Regions from separate parts of the Mus musculus genome. Here region 1 is linked to region 2. The links are chromatin loops, found by intact Hi-C in ENCODE. Cell type or tissue: left cerebral cortex. All regions are shown on one strand.

Evidence for each region. A loop is a pair of places that touch in the nucleus more often than their neighbours do. Peaks named below come from ENCODE experiments on the same cell type or tissue, not always from the same donor. Only the 100,000 strongest peaks of a DNase experiment are listed, where the experiment ranks them.
Region 1: it touches region 2 in a loop (2.0-fold over the local background); 2 of 42 quality-filtered maps call a loop at or near these places.

Annotation. Positions count from the first base shown.
Region 1 is chr15:20,444,205-20,452,204 of GRCm38, reverse strand. It overlaps a transcript of Cdh12 not described here. Among named protein-coding and RNA genes, the nearest start is that of Acot10, 220 kb to the left of the region's middle. In left cerebral cortex, no CTCF peak of the experiment used is centred here; DNase peaks (open chromatin) are centred at 1,516, 2,106, 2,675, 3,193 and 1 more place; H3K4me3 peaks cover 3,613 bases; H3K27ac peaks cover 2,757 bases.
Region 2 is chr15:20,542,370-20,550,369 of GRCm38, reverse strand. It overlaps a transcript of Cdh12 not described here. Among named protein-coding and RNA genes, the nearest start is that of Acot10, 120 kb to the left of the region's middle. In left cerebral cortex, no CTCF peak of the experiment used is centred here; DNase peaks (open chromatin) are centred at 440 and 3,730; H3K27ac peaks cover 1,217 bases.

The DNA.
Region 1 (8,000 bases), 98 kb after region 2:
TTATTTATTCCATATTGCTTGTGATATGCTACTGTAACTTTAAGGAATCATGATCATGCTATACAGAGGCGGTATCACAATCACACACACATTTCCCTTTAATAGTGTGGTTGCGGTGTAACAACCCTTCTGCATAGCAATTTAGGAAAAAGACATTTGCCTAAAACTCAAAAGTGATTTTTAACAGTTGCTACCCTTTAAAATACTTACCACTTGTCATCAATAAGGAATAAGAAAGCCCAAGTTAATTCCTTAAACTTTAACCCTTGTGTAATGAAATAATTCATTTTCCAATAATAATTTTATTCATCATAAAAGCAAGAGCCAATATTTTAAAGCAGAATGGATGAACTGCTTCTACTTATGCTTTAATATAGATAGGATTGGTACCACTATATCTATTTAATGCTGTCTATTGATTGGTACTGATAATATAGGCTATAATCACATAAACAAAGCAGTAATTTACTCAACAACAGACACAATACTACCTTACTTAGCATTAGACAGGTGTAGCAATGCTTGCCTTTGGAAGTGTAAGTATATTTGTAACAGGGTGTACTAATAGGTCATTTTATTATTCAAGGGTTTAGATTTAGAATTTTTATAAGAAAACATGGCAAACAAGCATCGTCCTGCATCTCTCTAACACACACTTAGATTTAATAGCATGACATCTAGGTATAGGTGAGGAAATTGATACTTCAAATTGCACATAAACACAGTATAAACAGAATATCTGCAGGTTTAATTCATTAGCAGGAATAATTAGGTGTCATCACAGTGCATTTTAAGAAACAAGAATGACTTACATACTAACAAGCATGAAACCATAAGATTGGTTGTTTTTCAGCCTATATGACAAATTATTCCATGAAATAAAACCTGCCACAGTCCCAAATATAAAATTGCTTGACGTAAGTAGAAAAGAATGGTGCCCTCAAATCCAGGGGTAAGTATGTCAAATCAAGCATTATTTGGGATTTTTTCCAATAGGCTAAGTTTTATTTTTTGCTACCACAAAAATCTTAACACAGAGAACAAATGACAATCTCTGCTGCTAATTGAGCTCTGTATTTTTTTTTTTTTGGTGGGTATTATCTGAAACAATCCCATCTCTAAACAGATCAGTGGAAGAAGAGAGCTCTAGTCAGAAAATCACTTGGCTTAAAACTCTCCCGACAGCTTACAAAACAGCACAAGGCAGTGGAAGTGAAGTATACAGCGATTGAGTGTTAGGGGAGCACAGTAGACATAGCAAAAATGTTCCCCTTTCTGTGACTAAGAAGCTTAGTTGCAGGTTAACGTTTGAAGTTAGATTTTGAAGTAGTATAGTTGATGAAGAACACGATCCTATATTCTTAAGTGGTATTTCATGTTATTAACGAATCTTTTTATTTTGAGAGTTTTTTTTTAGCAGGTTGAGGAGCCCCTCTCGTGTTGTTGCTGAGTAAGCAGATTATGGCAGTTAGTTAAATGTAAGTTCCCACTTGGCTTATGGCTCTGCACTGGAGTCTTCCAAAACAATGTGTCAATCAACTGCTTACAGCTAGTAAAGAATACTCAGCTGCCTTTCAATTCCGAAGGCACATTATGTGAAGGAAGGGGGATATTCACAGCCTGCATCTATTCCTTTCAACAAGCAACACTGTCAAAAAAGTTAAAATGATATTTTAAACTGCATAGTTTAATGTGGCAAAATTTAATGCAAGGAAACAATGAGATTCGGTGTCAGTAAATGCCTAGTACTTAAGTACTATTTTGTAAATTTCACATCTTATCAAGTGTACTGAAAAAAATAAAAAATAAAATAAAAAGGTCAGATGTTTGTTTAGATTTTCCACTATTTTGTCATTTCTAGAATAATGTAAACTGAGCATATATATTCTGAGAATACTTCATGGACATTTTCCAAAGTATATAAACTGATTTCCTTGCTGAGAACTGTGTGAATGAGCTTTAAAATACTAGATGAGAATCTGGAAATTAAGAAATGGTTACAGAATCGGCCAAAAGTATGTCAGTTGCCTCTAGAGAGAGAACGGAAAAATGTATCCGTAAGAGGCATCACAGACCCTAAAGTACAACAGTACTGAAGCCACCATATTCTCAATATAAGAGGAGTGCAAGAACCAATCCTGGTAAGCACAATATTTATAAAAATATGAATACTTGTCTTGAAAGAACCTTTAGCTTCTATGTTCTCTGTCCCATATAATCCTTACATTTTTCTACTTACATCAAATAATTGATTGCTTTGAAAAATTTTCCAGATCATAATATATGACCCTGAGCTTGTGTGGTAATTGTCCAAGTGAGTTTTGTGGTAGAAAACGCAAGATGCCAATACACCCAGGTAATGCAATATTAAATCGTTTCGCACTTGTAATTTAAATAAGAATGTTTCAAAATTTCTCTCTGTTAAGCAAGTAGTGAAGGGAGGTGACATTTTGAAACTAAAGGGTTGTGTTGCGTTTAACCACACTGAGAGCTCTTACAAAATAACCAGTTGAACATCTCTTTATGGCTTATCCATTAATTTTCATTTGCTCCTTTAGCCTAGCTGAGGTGCAGTAGGAGCGAACGGGTCCCTCTCTCTCTAGGCAGCCTCACAGCTGTAGAGACTACAGACTTGTTTAGAACTTGCTGAAGTTTCCTAAAGCCAAATCTTTCACAAGCTTCAGATTCAGATGCCGGGTCGGTGAACAGCTTTCTCCAGCTTTGCCTAGCCCGGCATCACTTTATTAATCATGCATGCGTCTCTGTGCGTGTTCCCTGAAGCGACCACACACACACACACACACACAAATCCAATCTTAGTTAGAAAAAGAGCCTTACCTGATGGGTGAGAGCAAACGCAGCTGCAGGAACAGCAACCTAGAAAGGGCAGCAGCAGGATGCAACAACACAGCCTTGCTCCAAGGTGCGACTTCTCCCTCTGCCTCTCAGTCTCTTTCCTCTTCTCAATCACTGTAGCGAACCACGACCGCTCATTTTGTCCCCTTTAATTCATAGAAGGTTCCCAAGCCAGGCAGGCAGCAGACACCACTTTGTTCCTGGAAGAGGCAGCCTCTCTTCTCAGAAACGCTTGGACCCTCTCTGTGGCTCCCTCCACATTTACCCTTCAGATCAATAATGCTCTCAGGATGGAGGGGGTTGGGGGTGTTGGGGAGGCTCAGCTGCAGTGGCTAGTCACGAGCCAATGAGGGCTCAGGATTCCTTCCCTGTCATCTCCCCGCCCTCAAAACAAAACACAGCGTGCCTTTGACACGTCTCTGAGTTGTGGAAAGTAATTGAATCCTATATTTGAAATGCATCTTATTTGTCCTTTTCTCCCCCCTACCGATCATTGTAGAGTGCTTTGAATGAATGGAGAAGCTGAACCTCTCTAGGAAGACTCATTGGACTAGCTAGGCAGAACGGGACATTTAGAAGATGAGAAAGTCTTAGCACCTGGTTTTAGACCTGATGCTGTGTTTTGAAAATGGATGCTTCTGTGAGGCAAATCGGGGGAATGATTCGGTCCTTGCTCTTCCCAGGAGTTTGAATCTTTTGTTTTGTGGAACAAAACAATAAACTCAGTATACATTCGAGTTGTCTCGATCTTTACAGGTTAAGTGACTATCAGGCAATTATTGGTGATACTTAATAGTCAAGGATTTCCTTGCCCCCCAGGTACATGTTTCTGTACCAATTCAAGCATACACTCTGAGGTGGTCGAAATTGCTCAGGCTGCATTATGAGTTCTTTTAATTGTTCGTGTTTACTTTTAGATTTTTAAAATTTGCATGTTTTTGTAATAAAAGTTTATTAGTTATTACTGACATTTTATGATACTGCTCAGTGGCAATAGGATATTGTAACAAGGAAAAACAGCTGTTGAATAAATAAGACTAAGTCATTGAAATTATCCAAATCACAATGGATACCTCAGTGACAACAATCTTTCTCTGGTTTTCACTATTTAATACTTTATTTTATATCTTAATAGACAATATAATAATAAAATTTTGATTAAAAAATTGAGTTCTCTGCAAGAAATGGCAATTTTGTCACTTATATACCAAGAATTCAGTAATTTTGAGATAGTAATTTAATACAAGTCAGTAAGAATGTCAAGTACACAGTCTCTGTACCGTTTAAAAACAAGAACTCAAACAACTGGCACAAATAATGATGTCTTTTCAATGTCACCATTGAATGAGAGTAAAATTAATGTGTGTCTTTCAGAAATCTTTTGTTCCACTGAAGTAATACAAATAAGTTGATGCATTTGGTGTAGCCAAGCTTTGTATATTGTGACAAGTTACAATAGCTTGGGGAGTCATTACAAACAAAACAATTTCGTTACCTGTCCATCATGTGAAGGAAGCATGGAGAAATGTAATATTTACAGCTCTGTTGACTGAGTCTCTATAAAAAACTTAATCTTGACTTTATTGTAACTCACTCATGTAGCCAGTAAGAATTTACACAGGACAGTGTCTTGCCAAGTGTGTATGTAGAAACATTGTTTCCAATCTGGGTATCTCAATTGCTGCCAGTTTAGAATGGGAATGACCATCCTCATCTCTACACAGAACAAATTCATTCCAAATTACGCTCCAGCCTGTGGTGTAGAATAGAGAGCACTGGAGTATTACCTGACAGAAAATTAGATGTAGCATGGAAAGGTAGATAAAAAGAATTTACACCATGGAAATTAGAGGGTTATGCAAGATTCTGTTTACTACCAAATAAAAAAATTGAAATTAATACAAACAAAAGTGAGAAAATGTATTGTAGCAAAAGAGTTAAATAATATAAATTTGTTTGTGGAAGAAATGATATGATATATATATATATATATATATATATATCAGATAAGTATAGCTCAGTAGGGATTAATTCTTTAATAACAAAAAGCTATAGAAGAGTGTTTATAAAATAAATTTTATTATTAAAATTATGTCATATGTAAATATTTTTCCAAGGAAGAGCCAAAAATAATTGTAAACAAGGGAAAGGTCATCACTGGGCTGTAAGAAATTAAAAAATAAACACTGTATAAAATGGATCAAGTCCTTACGGTTTCCATGCAATGAGACGGCGACTTTAATTTGTTCAACTTGCAAAAATTATTACAATTACCAGTCTGTCAGGTGTTATGGGCATTACTAACATGCACAGTTTGGACCCAGGTTTTCACAAATCTTGTAAAGATATTTGTAGTAGTTCCTCTTTCAACTACTATATACTTGCACATGGCCCATTGCAGAGTTCCCACACCAATCCTTTCCTACAGTACAGATCCTGGCTAATGCCTCATTTCTAATCTCAAAGTGGAAGGAGATAAGGAGCTCACTCCAAACATAGGATTCTAGTTCAAGCAGCAGTAACTTCAATTTGGGAGAGACTATCCTCAGGTCTGTGTATATCATCTTGGTAAAGAAAAGCACCGACAAGCTGCTAAAACATTAGTCTATATGACCGGTATAACACAGCATCGCTGTGTACAGGGAACCGTGGGGAAGACCAACAACTATTAAAAAGAAAAGTCCACCAAATCTATTCTAGTCTTAAAATCACAAAAATGAGATTACTAGCAAGGTTGTCTGTTTATCTAGGGATTATTGTTTGTCTTCATTATGCCATTAGGTATGTTAGGTATTTGTTTATTTTTTAATTGAAGCGCTATAAGGCAGAGAAAACCAAATGCAAGCATACAATGCATGGAAAACATTGAAAGGTTTTCTTCTTCATGGCTCAGTGTGCTGGGGGTAAGAATCAATGCTATGTGTTTTAAATTGTAGAACTTTGCACTTGTGTGTGTGCTCTATTCCAAAGAGAATAAAAGAAAGACTCACATTCTGATTGTTCATGCCAACTTTTCTCCTTAGGTAATAAAACCAGGCAAGACAAGTGCTGCTGTAGGAAGTGACATGAATTGAAAAGTGAACTTTCCCCATCCATATTGGCATCATCTTTGCTCAGAGATATGATACCTCTCTCCAGATGCCTCTGTTTCTCTCTCTCTCTATCTCTATCTCTCTCTCTCTCTCTCTCTCTCTCTCTCTCTCTCTCTCTCTCTCTCTCTCTCTCTGTGTGTGTGTGTGTGTGTGTATGTGTGTGTGTGGGGGGGTGTGATAACATATACACACACCACTCACTTAAATACAAAGGGATACTGGCAACAAGATGCAAAGTTGAGCAGTGTTCATTACAGAGATTTGGCACTGGCAAAAGGGAATAATTAGGTCATGTATTTCATTCTACTAGGCAGGCACCATGGAGATCAGAGATTAAAATATCCTTCTAAAAACAAGAGAAAATTTGCCTATGTAAATGGTCATCTTTTATATCTGGATAATATTTATCTCAATAACAAAGATTAGAAAACCTATCATGTTGAAATTTTGGGTATTCTAGTTGGGTAAGATACCCAATTAGACTTGGAAGTTGTGCTGATAATACCAAAAATAGAACACAACCGGATTTCAGAGTACATAGAGAATAGGCATTGGTCTTTTTCACCACATAACCAAGTGAGGATTACTTTTTGTGTGCTTATGCATGTTTGCTTGTGTTCCTGGTCACATCTTTGTGAGCACAGATGTGATAGTGCATATAGACATTCCTGCGCTAGTTTTTTGAAGCCCAAACCTGATTTTATTTTTCATGCTTGATTGTTCTCTACTTTATATATTGCAGCATAGTCTTTCTTGGATCCCAGAAGTAATATTTTTGGTTACTTTGGTGACTCTGACCAAGATAATTTGTCTCCTCCATATGTTTGATTAACAACAGTCAGACTGCCAAATCTACCCTAACCTATGTGTGTCCTGGGCTTTCAAACTCAGGTCCTCTGACTTCAATTGCAAGCATCTTGCCTGATGAGCTACCTTCCCAGACAAAGGTGGACTAACCTTCACTGTTAACTTAAAATCTATCTATCTATATATATAAATACCTAAGGGACAAATTTTGGAAGTCTATATATGTGTTCAATGATAAGTTTAAGAGAATAGTACAAATGTATTGTATTAGTCACTTTTCTTTTTTTTAATTATTATTATTTTTATTAGGTATTTTCTTCATTTCCATTTCCATTGCTATCCCAAAAGTCCCCCATACCCTCCCCCCTACTCCCCTACCCACCCACTTCCACTTCTTGGCCCTGGCGTTCCCCTGTACTGAGGCATATAAAGTTTGCAAGACCAATGGGCCTCTCTTTCCACTGATGGCCAACTAGGCCATCTTCTGATACATATGCAGCTAGAGTCACGAGCTCCGGGGGGTACTGGTTAGTTCATATTGTTGTTCCACCTATAGGGTTGCAGATCCCTTTAGCTCCCTGGGTACTTTCTCTAGCTCCTCCATTGGGGGCCCTGTGATCCATCCAATAGCTGACTATGAGCATCCAGTTCTGTGTTTGCCAGGCCCTGGCATAGCCTCACAAGAGACAGCTATATCACGGTCCTTTCAGCAAAATCTTGCTGACATATGCAATGGTGTCAGCGTTTGGAGGCTGATTATAGAATGGATCCCCGGATATGGCAGTCTCTAGATGGTCCATCCTTTTGTCTCAGCTCCAAACTTTGTCTCTGTAACTCTTTCCTTGGGTGTTTTGTTCCCAATTCTAAGAAGGGGCAAAGTGTCCACACTTTTATTAAAACTACTACACCTACTCAGCATGTGGTTGTTACCATTCCATGAGGTCTGGTCTGAATAAAATGAAAAAAATAAGCAGAGCATTTGCAGGCATCTCTACGTACTGACTGCAGGTGTGGCTCTGCTCCATGCCTGCTCTGTTGGACTGACTATACTCCCAAACCATAAACCAAACCCATTCTTTCTGTACTGACTAGTTTTGTGTCAACTTGACACAGGCTGGAGCTATCACAGAGAAAGTAGCTTCAGTTGGGGAAATGCCTCCATGAGATCCAGCTGTAGGGCATTTTCTCAGTTAGTGATCAAGAGGGACAGGCCCCTTGTGGGTGGAACCATTCCTGGGCTGGCAG
Region 2 (8,000 bases):
ATATTTTTACAACTTGTAATTTTCCCATTAAACTTGTTTATATTGATTTAAGCATGGAGTTATTAAATGAGTTCATTGCCTGTTTAGGAAAATTTTACATTTCTTAAATGCTAAAATATTTTATAATGTCAACATTCATAATGCTGTTGTTACATCTGTCTTTGATGATGATTAATGTAGTTTAGGTATTGCAGCTCTGTGGGCTAGCTACTATCTTAACACCCTCATTAATCAAAACATAAAAGTGACCCAGAAGTCACTGTTAGAGTTTACAGGATAGAGGTCTAGTCTGTGCAGGATCTATTCTTGTAGCAGAAAAGAAAGAGATCTTACATGTCATACAAAGAGTTTCTCCAGGAATGCAAGTGCAGAAGGAGCTACTAAAGTCACTGCAAGTCACCCCAGCACATAAACACCTTCTGCACCCTTCTGTTGGAGCTTCTATTCCAATTCTAAAACAGTTCAACAAATTAGATTGCAAATGACTGTAGATGCATGTAATAACTATCTGTGAAAAAAGAGGCCATGAATTTAAAAGGGAACAAGGTGGGTGGGTTATACAGGCGAGGTTGGAGAGAGAAAAGGGAGGAAGCAATGATGTAATTATGTTGTAATCTCAAAACTACAAAATGAAACAAATAAGAATCTAGCAGTATGATATAATATGGCATTTGGAATCAAAGAAAGGTTTCATATTGGTCTGTGCTTGTCACTTCCATATTTCCTAAGATTTTTATTACTCAAGGAGACAGTTTACTTTAATCAACTTCAAGAATCAATCCCAAGTTATTTTCTCAGATTGGAGGTGGAAAAACTTCAAGATCCAGAGGAATGGAGGACACCAAAGACACAAGATCTTCTAAACACAGCAGCGTCAACACATATATGAACTCACAGAGGCTGAGGCCTCAAGTGCAGAGGCTGCACAGGTCGGAGCCTGGAGATACAACCATGGTTAATGAAAGTGGAGAAAAGCTCTTGTGTCTAACACATAAGCTATGTCCTATTGATAACCACTCACAAATAAACAGTTTCCCTCTGAGGAGTATTCCTGGGTGGTCGAATCACTCTTAAGTCCCCATAAACAACTGTAGATGGCAAACAAAAAACAAACTCAGTGGTATTTTTGAAGATTTTTTTTCTTGTCTTAAACGCTTCTTATGAGAATGCTTTCCCTCTATTTCTATTTTTCTTACTGACATTTGTTTTGCTTATATATAATGATTTCTAATTTTGTATTTTTAGGGGACATCTGTTTGCCCCATTATGTGTATCCCTGTAGCTGTGTCTCTTGTACTTTTTATTTAGCTATTTATTTTTCTGTTATTTGTTTATTTGCTTTGTCCTGTTCATGTTTGCTTGCTTTTATTTTATATTATATTGTTGCCATTCTTAGGTGTTTTTATCTAATGATCCAGAAAAGATGTGGATTTCATTGAATGGCATAGTGGCCTGGATCTGCAAATTGTTGAGGACAGCGTAACCATAATCAGAATATAGAATATGAAACATGCATTTCTAATTCGAACATTAAGCCTTTTAGTACTGACATTTTGAGAGATTATGCTGAAGTGTTCTAATTTGATTCCACCATCTTCACATAGAAATAGATATTTCAAAAAATGAAACTCATTCATTACATATTCTCAAACATTCCCTCTTTTTTCTTTAGTATAAATATATATTTGAATCATTTACAGTGTTCACTAAACAACAATTTTCTTTTCAGAAAAAAAAAACAGAAACAGCTGTAAAAATGAAATTTACAACCTAAGACAAGAATCTAGCCCAGAATAGTTCATTAAAGTAACAGACAGAACTTATGTTTTGAAGTTTTAAAAAGCTGTTGTTTTGGGGTTTTATTGCTGAGAACTGATACCATGACCATGGCAACTCTTATAAAGGAAACCATCTAGTTGGGACTACCTTACAGTTTCAGAGATTTAGTCCATTATCATCATAGTCATAGGAATCATAAAAGCATCCAGACAGACATGATGCTGGAGGATCCGGGAGGTCTATACCTTGATCTTCAGGCAGCAAAAGGGGACTGGATTTCATATTAGGTTCAGCTTTAACATTTATATGGCCTCAAAATCTGCCTAAAATGTCACACTTCCTCCACACCTCCTAACAGTTCCACTCCCTATGGCCAAGCAATCAAAAACATAAGTTTCGAAACCCCACACCACAGGCTTTATGCAATACTGATCTTTGCTTCTTGTCTTCAGACTTCCAGTGATTTATACTTATTCCAATCTTAAAGAGGCTTACTCTACTAGGTTAATCTCTATCTTGAGATCTAATACACTGCTATTTTGAGGCCACACTTTGTGGCTAAAGGATTCTGTAAGGAACAGTAAGTAAAATTCCAGACACTGCTGTCTCTAAAGTGCTCAAAATTAAATATGTTTCAGATATACTGGAGAAAATGTCTCTCTAAAAACAAATATATTTCACAAAGGACTTTCTTGTCTTTGGTAAGAAGTGACATGGAGATTTTTGTCATGTAAATATCATCTTCAATAAATCAATTCATGTAGAATGCAATAAAATGAGATAAATTCATTTAAATACTTTAGAAAATCAGAAGTGAGGCCCAGTGGTACACCATGAAAATTCCACCCCTTAGGAAGTATAGGAGGGAGAGTCTGAGTTAGAGAGGTAAAACAGAGAGAAACAACACTGTTAGAGGCAAGTAGCCATTGTCAAATCTTAAAGCAATAATTAAGCATGTCACTGTGGACAGAAATCAATGCTTTTCCTTCACAACTTTATTGCTCTCATTGAGTCTGCTTCCTGCTGCATAATATAGTTAAGGTCTGTAAGATGAATTATTATATTTATACACTCAAAGTCTATTTTCTCTGTAACAAAGCTAAAATAACTCACCGAAAATTGCTGGTTTTGACTTCTAAGAAATCTAAATAACTGAACTGCTTATTGGTAACACTGACATTGGCTTTTAAGATATGTGATCTATGGATATGCAAGTACTTATAATTTTCATAAAAAAGGCTTTTTGGTATATTTTTGGTAGAAACACTTATATACTTTATATATCACTGCTTTTTGCAATAAAAGAAACACTTTACTCTCCTTCTAAACATAATTACAACTGATACATTATGATTTGGGGCAGAAGTGACAATCCAGAACCTATTTTGTTCCTTTAAATCCCCTCTCTTCATTTTAAATTTGACACAATGATTAAAAATGAATATGTAGATGAACTGTTGGTGATTCTAGCCAGTCCATTGACTCTGATGCATGAGTTGTTACATTTGGATGTATAGCTGCAATAGGCTGTAAATATAAATTGTGCATCCTGATATTTCATGACCTGCAAGATAATGCACTCACAGAGTTAGGAATAGGGAAAAATGCATCTTGATTTCATTTCAGAATATGATCAGAGCCTTATGATAAAGAAGTTTGTTCATGTAGTATGGGAAATTTTACTTTAGCATATCTCAGAATCCATATAATTTTTGATTCATCAACAAAATTGAAACTTTGAAGTACTTTGTACACTATGTAAGTAGAGCTAATATGGTGACATCTTCTACCTCTCTGTGTTCCATTTATTTCTTCTGGCTTTCAGCTACTGAGCCAATCTCCTGAAAATGTTCTCTCACCACCGAAATCTTCATTTCTTATTTCTTCTTTTGTTCTGACCTATTTTCTTCCTTTTTTAGCTCCAACCCAGAACTGAAAAGCTTTGTTAGCCGTTATTCTCAGCAGCAATGGGCAGAGTTCCTTTGGAAATAAGTGACTGAAATCGCCTAAGATAGACTCTGCCCTCTGCAGCACAGAGTAATTGGCCCTATTAATTTCCCAGGCTTCTTAGACTAGAAAGAAAGGGCAAGGGAGGGAGCTAAGCTTCTAGAGAGTCTCCAATAGCAGAAAAGGGCTCGGAGAAAATCATGAAGAAGACATTTTTGGAAATGTCATATTGTTAAAAATAGACTTCTTTGGCCTTGGTATTCTTATTTATCTATGAAGATATCTATTCTTTGGCAGTCTAAATGTCCAAAGTTATTTTATAATATTATATTCTTCCTTGAAATTGTAAGTGAAGAACTCTGTTTGATTGTCTACATTCAACTAACAATTACTTCATTTTCCTGGAAATCATTATGAAGATTTGATGGAACATTACCTACCCATTAAAGGCCCACAAGCACATTTTAAACCCTTACAATGAGAGTCAGTTGGTATGTGCTACAATACAAATTGAGTGGCAGCTCCCAGCTATACTCCTATTCTTAGTGCCAACACCCACTATAAGAGTTATTCAGCAGATCTTCCAATGTGTTGGAGTAAAATCAAATTTCTACAGGTAAAGATACTATTTTATCAGTGTCATAGATACATACAATTAAAAGTTACCATTATAATATAAACAAAAACTTTAATATTCATCATTGCAATGTCATGTGAAAAGGACTAGCATTATATTTTATTGTGTAAGATCAGACCCACATTTTGAATTTCTGTTCCATGCTCATACTGAAAGTTCTGCTATTTTAAATATTATATCAAAAAGAAGTGCTCATAAAACACGAGGAAAGAGTTCTGCTCTGCTTATAAATACATGAGGCACGATCTCAGGGAATTTGTGCTGAGGTGTAGCCACAGCTGTGAGTAACCAGAGGTTAATAGAAAGGGCTCAGCTCAGTGCCCTCAGGCTTTTGCTGACTTCCCTAACTCACTCCAGCTTTATTAACCCAAGGGGAAAATTGGGTTAGGAAAAGCTTTGTGAAACTCCGATGACTCACAGGAAATGGGTTTTCTCAGGTAAGTGAATAAAACTCATCATAATAAAAGTTTTCTATATTTACAAAACTACCAATGTACCAATGACACTAGGGAGTAGAGACAGCTGGTATTCATTTCAGAACTTAGCTGAGAGATTATAAAATACTGTATGATAGTGGCATATGACAGTTTTGATATTTGTATTATTAGGTAAATATTAGGAGTGTGTTAAATAAGCTCAATTCTCTTAAAAAATAAATGGAAGATAAAGAAGTATGTATGGTAATGTATTGATGTATCCTATTTAAAGCATTTTTAAATAGTTAGGAAAGTAAGTCAAAATGATTTGACTACTGAGTTGGATCCCTAGGACTCCCGTGGTGGAAGGAGGGAACCAGTTCCCTGTTCCCCGCTAATCCTCTGACCTCCACATGCAGGTCACTGTGTGTCATGCAGGTCACTGTGTGTGCATGGCCCCCCAGCCCCCACATGCACACACAAACACAATTTTTTAAGACAAAAAAACAAAAACAAAAACCTTTCTCAAGTACACAAAGGGTATTTTCAAGTTTTACAGTGAGAATAGTCTAAAATTATCACAAGAATAAACAAGATATATGCCCACAATAAGAATTTGCAGTGTTCCTCATTATCACATCTGGCCATCAGATAAGGAAAAGTTGTCAACTAATTCAGGGTGCCATTTTTTTTTTAATTATAAATATTTAGTAGTCACTAACTGGAAGAGATTTTCTATTTTACTCTTGTATAAGGATATTTCTAATTATTTTTGTCAGTATATTTATATCAACAATTACAATTTCTTTTCTAATTTCTATTTTTAACTTTTATTGGTTATAACACTTATTTACCTTTCAAATATTATCCCCTTCCCCAGTTTCCCCTCCAGGGACACCCCTATTCAATCCCCCCTCCCCCTGCTTCTATGAGTGTGTTCCCACACCCACCTACTCCTGCCTCACCACCCTAGTATTTCCATATGCTGGGGCATCAAGCCTTCACAAACTAAGGACCTCCCCTCCTACTGATGCCACATAAGGCCATCCTCTGCTAGATATACAGCTGGAGCCATGGTTCCTTCCAGTGTGTTCTTTAGTTAGTGGTTTAGACCCTGGGAGCTCTGTGAATTTGGTTGGTTGATATTGTTAATTATTTTTATGAAATTGCATACCCCTTCTGCTCCTTCATTCCTTCCCCTAACTCCAACATTGGGGTCCCCATGCTCTACCTGTTGGTTGACTGCAATCATCCTTATCTGTATTGGTAAGGCTCTGGCAGAGTCTCTCATGAGACATCCATATATGCAAGCACTTCTTGGCATCAGCAATAGTGACTGGATTTGGTGGCTGCATATGGGGTGAAATCCCAGGTGGGTCATCTGGATTGAGTTTCCTCCAGGAACATAGAAACTTGTAATGAAAACAAGTGAGTAAGCTTGTGTTTTATTGAGACTTTGTGAGACTGGCGAGATATCACAGTGGTAAAGCATATGCCCTGATATGCTGGAGGTTCTGAGTTTCTGAGTTTCTGAGTTTCTTTCTCAATATCTATATTGGGATCACCTGGTGTTCAGTGGAATCTAGCACCTTGTAATAGACACTGAAATACCAGACCTATTATATGCACATAAGAGACAGAATTTAACATATAATACTTTAAAAAAAAGACTATGTAGAAAAGCATTGAATTGTCTAAAACTAGTACAGGTAATAGTTTACCATTACCTACTTAAGAGAAAAAACAATTTTGATACCTTGTACATTTGGATAACAATGGGTAAAACCTGCACTGACTACTCATAAGGAGATTTAGCTAGTGGGTCAGGTAGAAGTGAGTCAGACTCAAAAGAGAACAAAACAATTTACAAATAGAAGGTGGGGGAGTAATAGTTGGGAAAAGAGCATAAAAGGAGTAAATATGACCAAAATGCTCCATCCACAAAGTGACAATGTTCTATCAAAGACATTACTTCTAATTAACACAAGCTAATAAAATTAAGTGAATTGAAACCAAAGGGAATCAACCCTCATATGTGAAATAGCAATAAAACTCTAACCTTTCCTATCAAAGCATGAATATTTTCTGCAGTGTGAAATAAATAAAAGTCAGAACTGAGACTGGGTTGTACTCCTATTTTCATGCTTCATCTGAAGATAAAATAATCTTTAAAATATTGTCTAGGAAAATGCATACATATACTGAGCAGAGAAGCCTGGCATTCCTGAACTTGTCAAAAGAACCTAGAGTGACATAGACATTTGACTGAAATCCTATAACCAGAATGCCCTTAAATATCCATATTCCTTTATGTAATCTAAAATGTCCATAGCCTTAGAGAGTTGTTGCATGGTTAGACTATAGTTAAACCTCTCCCTTTATTGTTTTAGGTAAGTTTTCTTTATAAAATTATGGCACATATGTTGCTGTATTTTACAGATGATGAATGGGATGTATTCGAGATCTACCAGGTTCCCTCTCAGTGTGTCTGTGGTGAAGTTGGAGAATATTTGAAGTTTACATATCTCTAGTCTCAAGATAAGGTATTTTCTTTTTTTTTTAAATTTTTTTTGTTAGGTATTTTCCTCATTTACATTTTCAATGCTATCCCAAAGGTCCCCCATACCCACCCCCCCAATCCCCTACCCACCCACTCCCCCTTTATGGCCCTGGCGTTCCCCTGTACTGGGGCATGTAAAGTTTGCAAGTCCAATGGGCCTCTCTTTGCAATGATGGCCAACTAGGCCATCTTTTGATACATATGCAGCTAAAGACAAGAGCTCCCGGGTACTGGTTAGTTCATATTGTTGTTCCACCTATAGGGTTGCAGTTCCCTTAGCTCCTTGGGTAATTTCTCTAGCTCCTCCATTGGGGGCCGTGTGACCCATCCAATAGCTGACTGTGATCATCCACTTCTGTGTTTGCTAGGCCCCGGCATAGTCTCACAAGAGAGAGCTATATCTGGGTCCTTTCAGCAAAATCTTGCTAGTGTATGCAATGGTGTCAGCATTTGGAAGCTGATTATGGGATGGATCCCTGCATATGACAATCACTAGGTGGTCTTAATTTCTGGGTAACTTAGAGCTATGGGCTTTATTGAGACTGAACCCTGAGCATTTCTGAGTATATCACATAAAAATTATATGCTGTTACACAAATGGATATTCTATAGCCTCTTCTCTCTTAGTTTCTTGTGTTCCAGTCCACCCCATTCCATTCTG